2 separate regions of the Homo sapiens genome follow, and region 1 is linked to region 2. The links are chromatin loops, found by intact Hi-C in ENCODE. Cell type or tissue: ovary. All regions are shown on one strand.

Region 1 (8,000 bases), 67 kb after region 2:
CTGCTCTCTGTGTAGCTATTTTTGGAATTCTCCTGGTGACACTTGAGTACTTTGAGAGGATTCTGGACCCATACATATGCATTTCGGAAGCGATCCATCCAGTTGTCACTAGTGCATATATGCTCGATTTTGTACCATGAGATATAGATAAACATGTGAGAGCTCTTGTCTTTCAGAGCTTCATTTTCTCTCATGAGGACATCACATTTGTACTCTCTGAATTCTCGACTTGGACTTAAGTAGTGCTGTTTCATGAATTCTCTCCAAGAAACTTCTTTGCTCTGTACAAGCAGTGTGCATAGGATGCAAAGTAGGGCCAAGAGTGTGCCCCAGATCTTTAGAGACGATGCCATCTCAGTCACCGGGGCCGCCTGCGTGTCCACAGAGAAGAGAAAGAAAAGCATTATCCAGACAATGCCCAGAGAGCTGAACTCCACCTTAAAATTCCTTCCCCACCAGGCAGGCACTTGGGTGCAATTTTACTATTTGGTTCCCCGATGAGAAGATGCTAATTCTCATTAGAGAATAGAGTTTCTAAGAACTAAAAACACGCTTCAGCCTGTGTAAGCGAAACACATAATTAGAAAAAATAGATGAAGTTCATTTTGAGAATTCCAACCATCTCCTCTCATCCCTCTCTTACACCCAACCTGAGGAGCCAATCACCCTCCAGCTGGCTCCTTTTTACCAGACCAACTCTCAGGAGATCATGTGTCCAAAAGAGAATGATATTTTAAGGTTTATGTCCTTGAAGTGGAAAGGGTTGTCAGATTTTAGGGAAATGTAGAAAATGAGTAACTACTTGGGAAGTGGTTCCTAGGTAGGAAGGCTTCGATTCGCTAAAATGACAGCCTAGCCTGCAATTACTTCTTGCCTGCTTCTCCAATTACTTAATGATGCTTCTCCAATCTTGACTTCCTTATAACACTTTCTCCAAAGCCTGAGTGGAACGTATGTTCATTACTAACTACCCATATTCCTTCTCAGGGGTCATTCCCCTAATTATCACTATTACAAATGATCTTGGTTTGTCAGAGCTGCTCCTTGAAAATGTCATCATAAAATAACTCCAGTTTTGAGGTTTTTATTTGTTTATTTATTTTTGAGACAGAGTCTCACTGTGTCACCCAGGCTGGAGTGCAGTGGCACAGTCTTGGCTCACTGCAACCTTCACCTCCAGGGTTCAATAGATTCTCTGTCTCAGCCTCCCACGTAGCTGAGATTATAGGTGCCTGCCACCACACACAGCTAATTTTTGTATTTTTTTTAGTAGAGACAATGTTTCGCCATGTTGGCCAGGCTAGTATCAAAATCCTGGCCTCAAGTAATCTACCCACCTCGGTTTCCCAAAGTGCTGGGATTCTCAGGCATGAGCCACTACACCCAACCAGAATTCCAGATTTGAAATATTCCTGTAATCAATCAAGCACCAAGACTAAAAGAGCCCCCACAGTGGCTTCTGTGGTGATAGCATGGAGTGTGGGGATCTTTTTGAAAGAGTCTACCGTTTAAACTAGTGCTCTGTCCTCATTTACCATGAGAAGTGTTCCCGCCCTTACTGAATCTCTAACCTGATTCACAACTCTGAGCATTGGTGTCCTCAGATGGACTTAATAATAGCTCCCTACAGACCTGCAAGTGTCTAATGAGACGCATGTATTTGAGAGCACTTCTAATGATGTCAAATGTCCACATCAGACACAGAACAAAGGGTCGGTACTTCCTATCTGTGGAACCCTGTCCTGATGATAAAGACCTACAGAGGATAGAAGAGCAGGATGTAAGCGGTTTTAATGCATTGTGTTTGAGAAGACTGGGGGTGAAGGAAGGGAGGGGCAGGGAAAGCCTGTATCAGTGGGACTGAGGCTGACCAGAATTCACACCTTTGTTTTCCATGATTTGGATCCTTCTCCATTGTTTGCTATCTAAAAGTTCAATCAGCCTCCTTTCAGTGCTCCTGGCTGTCCCCCAAACATCCTCAGCAGAGCCCTTCTTACCCTACTCAGACTCCAAGTTCAGGTCACTGGTTGTAGTTGGGATCAGTGTGTGGATCTGAAGAGCAGAGTCTGAGTCCTCCTTTCCTCAGGGCCCTGGAAATCTGCAGCAGTGGAGAAAGGAATAGCAGGGGGAGCTGCAAGGCTCCAGCTGATTGGTAGTGGAGGTGGTGATGGGGAATAGCCTTATTATGTGAACTTGTTCCTGTATCTTCTCATCTGGAACACTTGAGTTTATTCAGACAGTGGCCTCAAGCAAAGGCTACAAACATCAAAGGCTGACTCCAGGGCACAGAAGAAGTGCAAGACCCTAGAGTGAGGTGACCCCAGAAAGGGGTTATCTGGTGCTATCAGTAGACAACGAGAGACCTGGCTTCTGCACTCAATTTCTGACAAAGTTCTGGGAAGTCCCTGGAGGGTTATGCTATGTTACACAGAAACTTCTCTGAAGAAAGCCACTTATAACATTGTGAACTGTGGGACTTTCGTTGAGAGGTGAAAGAGTATCTAGTGAAACTGGTGGCCAGATAGTTATGATTAGGTAGCCAGTATCTGAAGTTTTACTAGGCAGTTTGTTATTGTCGATGAAACGAGTCAGCTGGGTGTGGTGGCTCACGCCTGTAATCCCAGCACTTTGGGAGGCCAAGGCGGGAGGATCACCTGAGGTCAGGAGTTCAAGACCTACCTGGCCGAGGTGGTGAAACCCCATCTCTACTAAAAATACAAAAATTAGCTGGGCGTGGTGGTGGGCACCTGTAATCCCAGCTACTTGGGAGGCCGAGGCAGGTGAATCGCTTGAACCTGGGAGGCAGAGGTTGCAGTGAGCCGAGATCACGCCATTGCACTCCAGCCTGGGCAACAGGAGCAAAACACCATTTCAAAACAAAAGAAAAGAAAAAAAAAAGAGTCAAACTCTGTAAAATATTTGAAGAGATTTATTCTGAGCCAAATATGAGTGACCATGGCCTATGACACAGCTCTCAGGAGGTCCTGAGGACATGTGCCCAAGGTGGTTGGAGCACAGCTGGTTTTATACATTTTAGAGAGGCATGAAACATCAATCAAATACATTTAAGAAATACATTGGTTTGGTCCAGCAAGGCGGGACAACTCAAAGCTGATGGGGAGTGGAGGGCCTCCAGGCCATAGGTGTATTTAAACATTTTCTGGTTGACAACTAGTTTTGTCTAAAGACCTGAGATTGATAGAAAGGGAATATTCAGGTTAAAATAAAGATGGTAGAGACCAATTCTTTCGAAGTCTTATAGTGGCTGCCCTTAGAGACAATAGATGACAAATGTTTCCCTTTCAGATCTTAATTAATATCTTTAGGATTGGAAGGTCTGGAAGAAAAATATTTAGCTATGTTAATAGAGATTCTTTACAGATGCAAATTTTCCCCCACAAAGAACAGCTTTGCAGGGCAATTTCAAAATGTGGCAAAGAAACATGTTTTGGGGCAAAATACTTTTTCTTGTTTGTCTGGTAATGTTATGCCAGAGTCAGGTTGGAAAGTAAAACATGATATACAGGGTTAAATAAAACTCATCTGATGAGAATTGATGATTTGTAGGGCATGACTCCCCAGACCCCTTAGATAGGAATTTGGGCAAGATAAAAAAAATCAGAGTTTAGTCCTCATTAACAATAACCTTTGCTGACGCTGTAGTCCTTACTGCCTTAGTAAAATGTCAGGTAGCCTAGCCATAGTTTCCACAATGTTCCTATATATCACATCTGACTCTGAAGTATGCATCACAAGGTGTTGACCTAATTGTTTTTCAGGAACTCAAGACTCAGCCCTAAACTCAGCTCACTCTGGTCAAGACCACCAGCCCTTAAACTGAGTTTGTGTGAGCATCCCATGGGTGACCTTTCCATATCACATCTGGAATTTCCAGCACGTTTCATACCAACTCCCCCTAAATTGGTATATGCAACGAATATTGTTTCAGTAACAGTAACCAAAGGTTTCACTTATGGATAATGTAAGATACTTGAATGTATTTTCTTTTTCTATTTATTTATTTACTTTGGAGACAGAATCTCCCTCTGTCACCCAGGCTGGAGTGCAGTGGAGCAATCTTGGCTCACTGCAACCTCCATTTCCCAGGCTCAAGTGAATCTCCTGCCTCAGCCTCCCAAGCAGCTGGGACTACAGGTGGGCACCCCCACACCCTGGTAGTTTTTTGTATTTTTGGTGGAGGCGAGGTTTCATCATGTTGGCCAGGCTGGTCTCGAACTCCTGACCTTAAGTGATCCGCCCGTTTCGGCCTCACAAAGTGCTGAGATTACAGACGTGAGCCATTGTACCTGGTCTTGAATGTATTTTCTATCAACATCCGCAAGGCCACTCCTACCTGAGCCACCTTGGTTGAGTTTGTCACTGGACCACCTAGCTATTAGAATGTCAGAATATTCCGTTTATATCCAGAACTTTTCTTCATACTTCAGCTCCTGTCAAGCAATCATTGAATAATAGGGAATCATGTGCTGATAGACTCTGTGGGGCACGGGAGAGATATTGTTCCTATGGAACTGAACTGGGGTCTGATCGTCCAGCACAGTAAGATCAAATATCCACACCAAGGTCTGCGGCAGGAGAAAGGAGGGAGTTTATTTGCAAAGCAGCAAGCAAGGAGAACCTTGTGGCTCACACTGAAGACCTGACCTCTCTGATGACTTCAGGTAAGGGTTTTTAAAGGCGGGAAAAGGCCGGGTTCGGTGGCTGACGCCTGTAATCCCAGCACTTTGGGAGGCCGAGGCAGGCGGATCACGAGGTCAGGAGATCGAGACCATCCCGGCTAATACAGTGAAACCCCGTCTCTACTAAAAATACAAAAAAATTAGCCAGGCGTGGTGGCGGGCGCCTGCAGTCCCAGCTACTGGGGAGGCTGAGGCAGGAGAATGGCGTGAACCTGGGGGGTGGAGCTTCCAGTGAGCCGAGATTGCGCCACTGCACTCCAGCCTGGGCGACAAAGCGAAACTCCGTCTCAAAAAAATAAATAAATAATTAAATAAAGGCGGGAATAAATTTCAGGAAAGCAAAAGTTACAGGCAAAATAGTAAATTAAAATGTGGAGATTACACATTAGTTTGGCTGAATAAGGCAAGGTATTGAAGCAGGGGCTCACAGGTCATAGGTAGAGTCAAAGATCATCTGATTTGCAATTGGTTAAGGAGATGAAAGTTTGTTTAAGAATGGGGGTCAGCAGAACAGAATGTTAGCTTTGGATCATGGGTGTGACTTTCTCCAGGCCACTCGAAATAATTTAGATGAACGGTGGTGAGAGTTTAGTCCTCAGTTTCCCCCTTATCTGAGGTCTATGTGCCAGCAGATCTGTTTGTTGGGGGTCTGAGTTTCTGAAGAACTCAGGGATGTATGTTAAGATGCTATTTTTAGTTTCTATAGGGAACCAAACATCCCCTGATTCTAACTTCCCTGGTTATTGTTTTAAGCTAGCATTACCTTCTTGCTTATCTAGTTCCTCTTTTTTCTTTTCAAGGCTAGCTAAGAAATTGAAGATTTTCCTTTATTTCCATGCTGGGTTGGGGAGGGTGCCCTGCTCACCTCTAAGATAGATCCCTGCTCTGTCTTATTGCCTCAGAGCAGGTTCTATGCATCCTCCTACTCTCTAGGTCTTTTGATGATAGAGAAGAGATAAAGGAAACAATTCTGGGCATCTGGATTTGGATGACTTGAGAGGCGATTCTGAGGGAAAATCAGTCGTTTGTCATGTGCCCACACATCCAGAGCTCTTTCCAACAAGTGTGCATTATCTATTGAAGACTTAAATTCAAGTAGTGACTCAAGGAATGTAGAGAGAGGTGGGAGAGAGAAGCTACCTGAGCCAATGTTCGAAGAAGCAAGCTAAGAAAGAGCTCTAGAGCTTTTCAAGGCATCATATCTGATGATATATTCTAGTACATCAGTGAGTAATTTTGAGAATTTTTAGAAGTAATGCATTTGAAAGTAGTTTTAAAACAATAAAATGTAACCAAATGCAGGCTTGGCTGCTTGCAAAACCAATAACAAGGACAAGATGCAGTGAAAAGAAAGAAGCTTTATTCCAGAGCTAGCACTGGAGAAGTGGCCATGGCTTGTGCCTTAAAGGAACCATTTCAAACTTTAGCCTGGGGAGAGGGGCTTACAAAGGGAACTTGCAGTGGGTGGCATGCAAGGAGTGGTGCTGGGTACAGGTCCGTGCGTCTCGTTCTGGTGGCTATCTTGAGTCATGGTCCACCTGGAGCATGGGCTGGCATCATCCCCACAATGGCCGGGTTGTTGACTAACTGCTTTGAGGTAATCTCTGGAATTTTGCAGCTGGGTTTCCATGCCTGTAATCTGTCTCAAAATTAGTCCCTAGAACTTCTAAGTAAGCACATATTTAGATACAAGCCTACAGTCAGATAAATGTATGTGACGTAAGGGAGTGTACGGTGGGAAATGGCGGGGGAACAAAGACTCTTGGTATGTTTCAAAGCTATATATTAAGACTGAGGAGGGGAAAAAATTTCTGCAGTTTGCTTCAAGGTTATATCTTGAGACTAAAAAAAAGAGAGAAAAAAAGAAAAAAGTTTTAAAATGCATTTTCTTTCTTTCTTTTTTTTCTTTTTCTTTTTTTTTTTTTTGAGGCGAGTTTTTGCTCTGTTGCCCAGGTTAGAGTGCAGTGGCACGATCTTGGCTCACTACAACCTCCACCTCCTGGATTCAAGTGATTCTCCTGCCTCAGCCTCCCAAGTAGCTGGGATTACAGGTGCCCTGCCACCACGCCCGGCTAATTTTTGTATTTTTAGTAGAGATGAGGTTTCACATGTTGGTCAAGCGGGCCTTGAACTCTTGACCTCAGGTGATCCACCTGCGTAGGCCTCCCAGAGTGCAAGGATTACAGGCCTGAGCACCGTGCCTGGCCTGAAATGCATTTTTGAAGTTCAGTTACTTGGTTACAGCTCCCTACTGTCAAATCCCATCCATTTCTATGGGAAGTGGTCAATGCAGGCGATCTGGCTACTTCCTGCTGAAAAGAGGCATAATTAGGAGGTAATGGGATGGAATCTGCTTACCTGGAGTTGGAAATATTCTTGAATTCCCAGATTGACAGTGGGAACTTGCTGGAGCATTTTGGTGTGGGGAACTAAGAGCTGCTGAGAAGTCTGTCTTGCATCCCCATACAGACAGCACAATAGCAATAAAATCCATAGCAGCTGAAGAAGACACTGAGTAGAATGCCAATTAAGCGATGTATAAGTCTTCCATGCACTAGGGAGTTGACTAAAGCGTGCCATCACAAGGCCTTAGGATGAGGCATCTATGGTGGAAATATTTAAGGCCTTCATAGCTAGGGTTACACTGTGGGAATAATCTGATACACACACACACACACACACATACACGCAAGACTCAGTCTTAGTTAATGCACATGTGCCACCTTGGGCTGCAGGCAGGATATCTAAGGCCATACAGTTCTTTAAGGCTGTCTAATCTGTGAGGTTTCTTCAGGGAGAAAGGTGATGGCAGAGTGAGTGTTATTAAAGGCAGCAGCCATATGCTTAGCTACGGCCTCTACTTGTAATTTTACATCTATGGCCGCCTCCTGGGGGGTAAAACCACAAGGGTGTCCATTTCTGATGACAATATCTGGCTTTTATGCTTTCCCAATTGGCAGGGAGAGGATCCAGATGGGACAGGATATGTCCCGGTAAGGGTGCCCCCAGTTGCATCTCCTGGTTCCATTATAAGGTAAGTAATGCAACCATGAGTGCCGCAGGCCCATAGCCAACCCCACGTGGAGGGATGGGCCCCAGTATGAAGATGGGCATTATTCTGCTATCCTAGCCACATACCATCAGTTAGCTGGAGAGATTGGCTACATTGTTGAGGATGTAACCATCCCATATGGTGGGCTATGGTGTGCTTGACCCATTACTTGTATTTGTACTGCGGTCAGACATCCCATGCCATCACATACAGCATATCCCAAGGTGGGGGTACTGTTAATCTATTAA
Region 2 (8,000 bases):
ATCTTACATGTACTGACTGATGGCTTATGTTTCCCTAAAATATATAAAACCATGTTGTAGCCTGACCACCTTGGGCACATGTTCTCAGGATCTCTTGAGGGCTGTGTCATGGGCCATTGGTCACTCCCATTTGGCTCAGAACAAACCTTTTCAAATACGTTACAGAGTTTGACTCTTTTCATCAACAAAGGAAAACAACTAAGATGGAGGTGGTGGTGGTTTTAGTCACTGCTGCTGCTATGGGCACCCTCCCACCCACCTCCCAGCAGCGGCTCATTCTCGCAAGGCTCTGCATAAAAACATTCCTCCTCCCCCTACTTTTTGCAGCTTATTGCTTTAGAATTCCTGTGTTATTTGCCAACCTCTTTCTTGTCTCAAAGTATGTGTGGCCCTCTAGTGGAAACTTGGAGCCTCCCGGTATTTGGGAGTTAAGTATCCCCAGGTCTTCCAAGTGAGATGCCAAACTCATTCCAAAACTTGGGGTCTGAATTAGAAACATCTAGATTTCCACCTGTCCATGATAAAAACTGTAAGATTCTCCCTGAGGCCTGAAAGCTTGAAGGGATGAGTAACTCCTCCCTTCTCAGGCCCAGTCCCAAGGCACAAGGCTATTTGTGTCAGCAGCGTGCACCAGCAAGGTAGCCGAAGCAGGAAGACAGCCAGCTGGAAGACCCCTACCCTGGTGGGAAGACACGTACCCCTGAAGATTGAAAAAGAGGCCGTCTGGGTACTGTAGTATGTAGTACATAGCAGTCACGTCAAACTGGGACACTTCCTGTTTACAGGAGACCATAAAACCCCTGCTCTGTTCTCATTTTGGTGCTGACGCCATTTTAGGCCTCAGCCTGCCTGCACCCAGGCGCTCATTAAAACAGCATGTTGCTCCACACCGCGTCGTGTTGTCTGTTGGCTCCCTCTCGGGGTTCAAACGGATACAAGAACCTTACATTTTGGTGCCAAAACCCGGGAGAGGCTCAGGTCTGCATCCCCCGTGGACCTACCCCTCCACCCCGGAGAGCAGGCCACAGCAGCCGGACAAAGGAAGCTCCTCAGCCTCCAGTCAGCTCTCTGTGCGTGCACACCGGTCACTGATCTCGCCTACTGGTGAGTTTCCCCAGGACCCTGGTTAACAGGGAAAAATCCGCATGGTTTCTCTTGGTTTCTCTGGTCCGAAAATCCAACATTGGTCCAAAAAGGCTCTGGAGTGTGCCAAGCACTTGCTGATCATCTGGTCTTAGGGGGACACCTCTAAGCCATTCGATCCCATTCCAGGAATGAAAAAGGCAGCGGTGACGATCGTTCTTTTTATCGTCTCCCTCTGGCCATCCAGGACAGTGTCCTTTTCCCTGTTTTCCCGAGCCAACCCTCCTTTATAAAAAACTCCCAGTCGTCCATTCCAAAAAATAGCCCTCTAGGCTGCCTCATAAAAAAACCTGCAAACCTTAGGCCTCAGCCAAGATATCTGCCCTAAGCACCTTGTCTTTTTTGTAATTCAGTCTGGCCACAATATGAATTGGATAATGGGTCCAAATGGCCTGCAAATGGAGCACTCGACTTCACAGTTTTAACTGATTTAAGCAGTTATTGCCAACGACTGGAGAAATGGGGAGAAATTCCTTATGTCCAGGCCTTTTTGCACTCAGATCACAACCCGAACTCTACAATTCTTGCTTACCTGTTCAAATCCTTCTCCTCCATTCTTGCCGCCCTGATCGCCTTTCTTCTCCTGACCCTACCTCTTTTTCCTCGTTGGGTCCAGCAGACTGCTGTCCACCCCTCCCAGCCCCTACCTTTCCCTCTCAACCGTCTTCTTTAACCTCCCAAGCCTCTTCTTTGTCTTCTCAGCTGCCATCTTCCCAGATGGCATCACCTCCAAACGTACCCACTTCCCTTCCTACACCCCGCCCCCCTTCTCAGGTCAACTCTAGCATTGCCTGTACCCATTCTCTTTCCTCACTGCCCTCTCTTGAGGCCTATAAACCCATCCCATCACCTTAAGCCCCTATCTATCCTCCACTGCCTATCAACTCAACCCCCCTTCCCCCTTCAAACCCTCAGCAGGAACCAACCACTTCTGGCTTCTTCCTTCTCTCCCACCCATACTTGCTTGGGTATCATCTTTGGCCCATGTCCCAACCTTACTTCAGCGCCAGTGCTAGAGTGCCCCCCTCGGGAAGTAGCAGGAGCTAAAGGTATTGTTAAAATTCATGTTCCCTTCTCCCTCACTGATCATTCTCAAATTAACAAAAGACTCATTTCCAGAAGACCCTACCTCTTATATTAGGAAGTTTCAGTACCTTACCCAGTCTTATAAACTAGCTTGGCATGACCTCTACATTACCCTCTCTTCCACCCTCACCCCAGAAAACCAAGACCATATCTGGGCCCTAGCTCAGGCACATGCTGATACACTTAATGACTGGGCTGCCCAACCCACTGGTACAAAGGCAGTCCTCAGCCAGGACCCCCACTAGGATTATCAAGATGGGGCCCCTGGACGCTGCTGTCAAGACCGTATAATTGTGTGTCTCCTTGCAGGACTCAAGACGCAGTCAACTATGAAAAACTTTCAGAAATCACCTAAGGTCCTGACGAAAACCCAGCCCTTTTTCTCTCTCGTTTAACTGAAGCCAGGAGAAAGTATACCAACCTAGATCCAGCCAACCTAGAAGGAACCACTATTTTAAACCTTCACTTCATCTCCCAATCCACCCTGATATTCAGTGCAAGCTTCAGAAGCTTGATGACGGCCCTCAAACCCCACAAGACCTTCTTAATTTAGCCTTCAAAGTCTTTAACAATCATAATGAGGAAAGTAAAAGGCAAAAAACAGGCACAGTTTCAAATGCTTGCCTCCGCCATCAGGGGCCCTGCAGGCCCACGGGGCTGCAGCTCCACATGGAGGCCTCCTAGCAATCCACCTCCACCTCGTGCCTATTTCAAGTGTGGCAATGAAAGCCACCGGTCCAGACAATGCCCAAACCCAGGTAAGCCCACCAGGCCATGCCCCCTCTGCAGAGGACCCCACTGGAAGTTGGACTGTGAGCAGCCCCCGCAAGGACTGCCCCCATCCCTTCCTGAGCCGACCAAAACCTCCTACTGGGATCTCATCGGCCTTGCTGCTGAAGACTGACGGTGCCCTGGAATGGACGCCCTGGCAACTACCATCGCTTCATCTGAGCCAAGGGTAACCCTGATGGTGGCAGGTAGGACAGTATGTTTTTTTTTTTATTAATACCGGGCAACCTACCCTACTTTACCTAAATTTTCAGGACCCACCCAGCCCTCCCAAGTCTCTGTTGTAGGAATTGATGAAGAAGTCTCCAAACCCCGAGCCCCCCTCCACTGTTCCGCTCCCTGAACACCTTTTCCTTCACTCACTCTTTCTTAGTCCTGCCCTCTTGCCCAACTCCACTCCTAGGCAGAGACATCCTTTCAAAACTCCACACTACTCTCCACCTCCACGTTCTCCATGGTACCCAACGCATCAACCCAGACCCCTCCGGAGCTTCTAACTTTCTTCTACTCCTCCAACCTCCCATATTAAAACATGCAACTTTTCCTTATCCCCCAACCGTAGTTAACCCTGCTGTTTAGGATACTTCCACACCCTCAGTCGCAGAACACCACAGCCCCGTCCACGTTACCCTTAAGGAGCCCAGTTCCTATCACAGAAGCAGTATCCCATCCCCCTAACAGCTCTCATAGGCCTAAAGCCTATCATTTCTCACCTCCTTGCCTGTCACCTACTCCGCCCAACAGACCCCCCTTTTAACACACCAGTTCTACCTGTTAAAAAGCCAGATGGAACTTAATCACGCAGTCCAGGACCTCAGGCTCATTAACCAAGCTGTACTCCCAGTATGTCCAGCAGTTCCTAACCCATACACTTTACTTTCCTCAGTTCCCTCCAATACCACCCATTTTTCTCTTCTAAACCTAAAGGTTGCTTTTTTTCACAATTCCTTTACACCCTGATTCCCAAAACCTCTTTGCCTTTATGTGGGAAAACCCCGACACCCACCTTTCACGTCAGCTCACCTGGTGCGTGCTACCTCAAGGTTTCAGAGACAGCCCCCACCTTTTTAGACTGGCCCTTGCTCGCAATCTCTGTACCTTATCCCTAAAACGGGCCACTGTCCTTCAATATGCTAATGATCTGCTCCTGGGTAGCCCCTCTCAAAAAAAAACTGCAACACCCATACTATCTCTCTTTTAAACTTCCTGGCAGAACGAAGGTATCAAGTCTCCCCTAAGAAAGCACAGATATGCACCCCTTCAGTCACCTACCTAAGTTTAGCCCTTGCCCCAGAAACCCGAAGGCTCACAACCAATGGCATATCCCTCCTCCGGTCCCTCCCACCTCCACAAACTAAGCAAGAAATTCTCTCTTTTCTAGGACTAGCAGGATATTTTAGCCTCGAGGTTCCCTCCTTCACTCTACTTGACAAACGGTTATACCAAGCCGCTAAAGGCCCCCTCCGTGAGCCTTTAAACCCTGCACAGCCTATTACCCAACCTTTCTGTCTACTCCAGAAGGCTCTCACCTCAGCCCCCGTCCTCACTTGCCCAGACACAGACCTCACCAAACCTTTTTCCCTCTACACCGATGAATGGCATGGAGTTGCACTGGGTGTTCTAACCCAGCCTAAAGGACCCACCCTCCAGGTTGTTGCCATCTCTCTAAACAGCTTGAAGCCACAGTTCTTGGATGGCCTGCCTGTCTCCAAGCATTGGTGGCAGCTGCTGTCCTCACCCTTAAAAGCCTAAAACTATCTCTCCATGCCAACCTAACAGTTTGTTCAACCCAAAACATCAAAGATATTCTAGCTCAGTGTACTAAGTCTCATCTCTGCCCCACAGCTCCTCCAACTATATGCTCTATTCATAGAAACTCCCCACATCACCGTACTAACCAGCTCCCATCTAAACCCAGCCACGCTCTGTCCCTGTCCTTGTTCTCTCCTCTTTACTCCTCAAAAGAAAAGGAGGACTTCCAGGCCCAAAACCTTCAAAAGCAAGGACCATGGTATGTCAAGGAAGGGCGCTTCATTCTTCCTCACTCTCAAATAATCCCTATCCTCCAAGGTCTCCACAACCCTTTCCATGTCAGTTACAAACTTCTCTTACAACTTCTCCACCCTATTCTCTCTTGTCCTCACCTTTCCAGCCATGTTAAAAAAAATCATCCAGTCCTGCTCTATCTGCCACTCAGTGTCACCCCAGGGCTCCCTCTGGCCACTGCCTTTTCCTACCCACCAAGCCCAGGGCCAGGTACTCGGGCAAGATTGGCAAGTAGACTTCACTCACATCGCCACCCGATAAATGGCTCCGCTATCTCCTAGTCTTTGTCTGTACTTTCTCTGGGTAAGTAGAAGTGTTCCCAACAAGTTCAGAAGGTACAAATGTCATCACACAAACTCTCATCATGCATATAATTCCCCATTTTGGATTCCCAACATCCATCCAGTTCGACAATGGGCCCACTTTAAAGCCAAGTTACTCAAGGCATTTCTACATCCTTAGGAATAAAATGGGTTCTCCACACACCTTACAGGCCTCAATCTTCAGGCAAAGTTTAAAAAGTCAACTCTGTCCTTAAAGCTCAACTCAGCAAGCTAGCTCTTGAAACCCATCAGTCATGGACAAGAAATCTCCCTTTCACCCTCATGAGACTCCACACAACACCAAAAGCACCCTCTTTTTATAGTCCCTTCAAAATCATGTATGGCTGAAATTTTGTCTTAAGGCCTCCATCCTTACCAGACTTGGAGCCACTCAAGAATTACCTCCCTTCCTTAATCCAGACACGGTCTTTCATTCGTAAAGCAGCAAATAAGGCCATGCCTCTCCCTGTCAACAATTCCTTGTCCTCTCAACATAACTGTCTTGCAGGCACAGATGTGTCTCCAGACAATGCAGACAGTGCTCCTGCTACAATGACACAGTAGATACCAACCCATCTTTCAAGAATACCCCCGAAAATTAAAGTTTTCTTTTCTCAGGGTGCTCTCACCACCCACTGTGTCGCGCCTGAAGTAGTTATTGAGAAAGTAATCCCTTTTCCCTTTTTTCTATAACCAAATAGACAGGAATATGAGATTCTCCCTGAGGCCCGAAAGCTTGAAGGGATGAGTAACTCCTCCCTTCTCAGGCCCAGTCCCAAGGCGCAAGGCTGCTTGCTTCAGCAGCGTGTGCCAGCAAGATAGGAGAAGCAGGAAGAGAGCTGGCTGGAAGACACGTACCCTGAAGATCGAGAAAGAGGCCATCCGGGTACTACGTAGCGGTCACATCAAACTGGGACACTTCCTGTTTATAGGAGACCATAAAACCCCTGCCTCTTCCTCAGTTTGGTGCTGACACCATTTTAGGCCTCAGCCCGCCTGCACCCAGGCGCTCATTAAAACAGCATGTTGCTCCACACCACTTCAAGTTGTCTGTTGGCACGTTCTCAGGGTTTGAACTGATACAAGAACCTTACATAAAAAATGGCTATGAAATAAAAGATAAATAGTAAGATAAAGTCCCAGAAAAGGACACGTTAAAAACCTTTCTCCTGTTGCACACTTTGAGAGGAGGGATGTCTACACAAATCAGGACAAATGTAGAACCTTAAGATGAGTTAGCCTTTTTCTGAGGATGATGTGTTCCTGGGACTCCCTAATCACTTTAAAGAACTAGAAAATACACTGGGCATGGTGGCATGTGCCTGGAATCCCAGGTACTTGGGAGGCTGAGGCAGGAGTATCGCTTGAGCCCAGGAGTTTGAGACCAGCCGGGGCTACATACTGAGACCCTGTCTCTTTAAAAAAAAATAGCAATTGGTAAATAAAATCTGTTAATCTGGTGTTACTTGTAGTATTTTTATCAAAGGAGGTACCCCAGAGAATGTAACTCACATGAAGTATCATCACTACAATCTAGTCTGACCCAGAATACAATTTCAGACACCATTACTAAGCTATTATCTCCCCCAAACAGAGAGACAATGAAAATCTAGGCTGATCAAACTATAGCTATCGCCATGTTTAATTGTCTGATTCATCGTTTACCTTGGACTTCAGATCTATACTGTTGTACTAATAGGTAAACTTCAATTTAATTTAAGAAAAATGTGTTTACCCACTCTGTTCCTAGAACTATATTTGATTCATGGGGGGAGTACATAGGTAAGTGTAAGACTCAATGCTTGTGTTCATAGGTAAGTGTAAGACTCAATTCTTGTGTTCATTGCCATACAATTAGTTATATGTCAAGTAAGGGTAAAAGTTTATTTTCAATTCAAGAGATTATGCCCAGTAAGAGCCCCCCACCAAGATAAGAAAGATGCATTAGAATACATCTATATTGTCTTGTTCTCACTGGCCATGAATCATTCATTATGTAAGATCTTTGTGTATCTGAAACCTATTTTCAGTCTTTCTCCCATTAAACATTGCAGCTTCTACTTCTAGTATCACAGAGTCCTGCAAGATTCTGGGAAGACATTCAGAACCTCTTCTGCTGTGAGAGGACACACGAAAGAAATGAGCTCACCTTTCACTCAGTAGAGAACTCTTTGGTAGCTAGAACCTTGGTCAGATCTTTTTCCCCAAACACAGCACACAAGCAGCCCTATGGATTTGGGGGATTTGCTTGTCTTTTTCACTTGAGTTCAGAGAATTATGGAACAAATGAATTTTAAGAGAATTTAGAGATCTATACTAACAGCCTCATTTTAAAATCTTTTTATTCCCTCTTTTGTTTTACACACGAGGTAAAGTAAATTGGTGAAAGTAAATTTCTTTTTTTTTGAGACAGAGTCTCACCCTATTGCCCAGGCTGAAGTGCAGTGGTGCGATTTTGGCTCAATGCAAACTCTGCCTCCCAGGTTCAAGAGATTCTCCAGTCTCAGCCTCCTGAGTAGCTGGGATTACAGGTGCCCACCACCATGTCTGGCTAATTTTTGTAATTTTAGTACAGACGGGGTTTCACCATGTTGGCCAGGCTGGTCTCGAACT

Evidence for each region. Peaks named below come from ENCODE experiments on the same cell type or tissue, not always from the same donor. Only the 100,000 strongest peaks of a DNase experiment are listed, where the experiment ranks them.
Region 1: it touches region 2 in a loop (2.5-fold over the local background); 4 of 110 quality-filtered maps call a loop at or near these places.

The regions. Positions count from the first base shown.
Region 1 is chr14:20,762,504-20,770,503 of GRCh38, reverse strand. EDDM3B (epididymal protein 3B) reads right to left here and starts at 2,100. Exons shown (of 2, transcript NM_022360.5): 1 at 1,998-2,100; 2 at 1-371. The coding sequence starts at 353. LOC107984671 (a long non-coding RNA gene) reads left to right here. Exons shown (of 3, transcript XR_001750624.2): 2 at 7,661-7,734. RefSeq lists an enhancer at 2,113-2,392. In ovary, no CTCF peak of the experiment used is centred here; no DNase peak of the experiment used is centred here.
Region 2 is chr14:20,829,253-20,837,252 of GRCh38, reverse strand. No RefSeq gene overlaps it. Among named protein-coding and RNA genes, the nearest start is that of RNASE1, 30 kb to the right of the region's middle. RefSeq lists an enhancer at 7,994-8,000. In ovary, no CTCF peak of the experiment used is centred here; no DNase peak of the experiment used is centred here.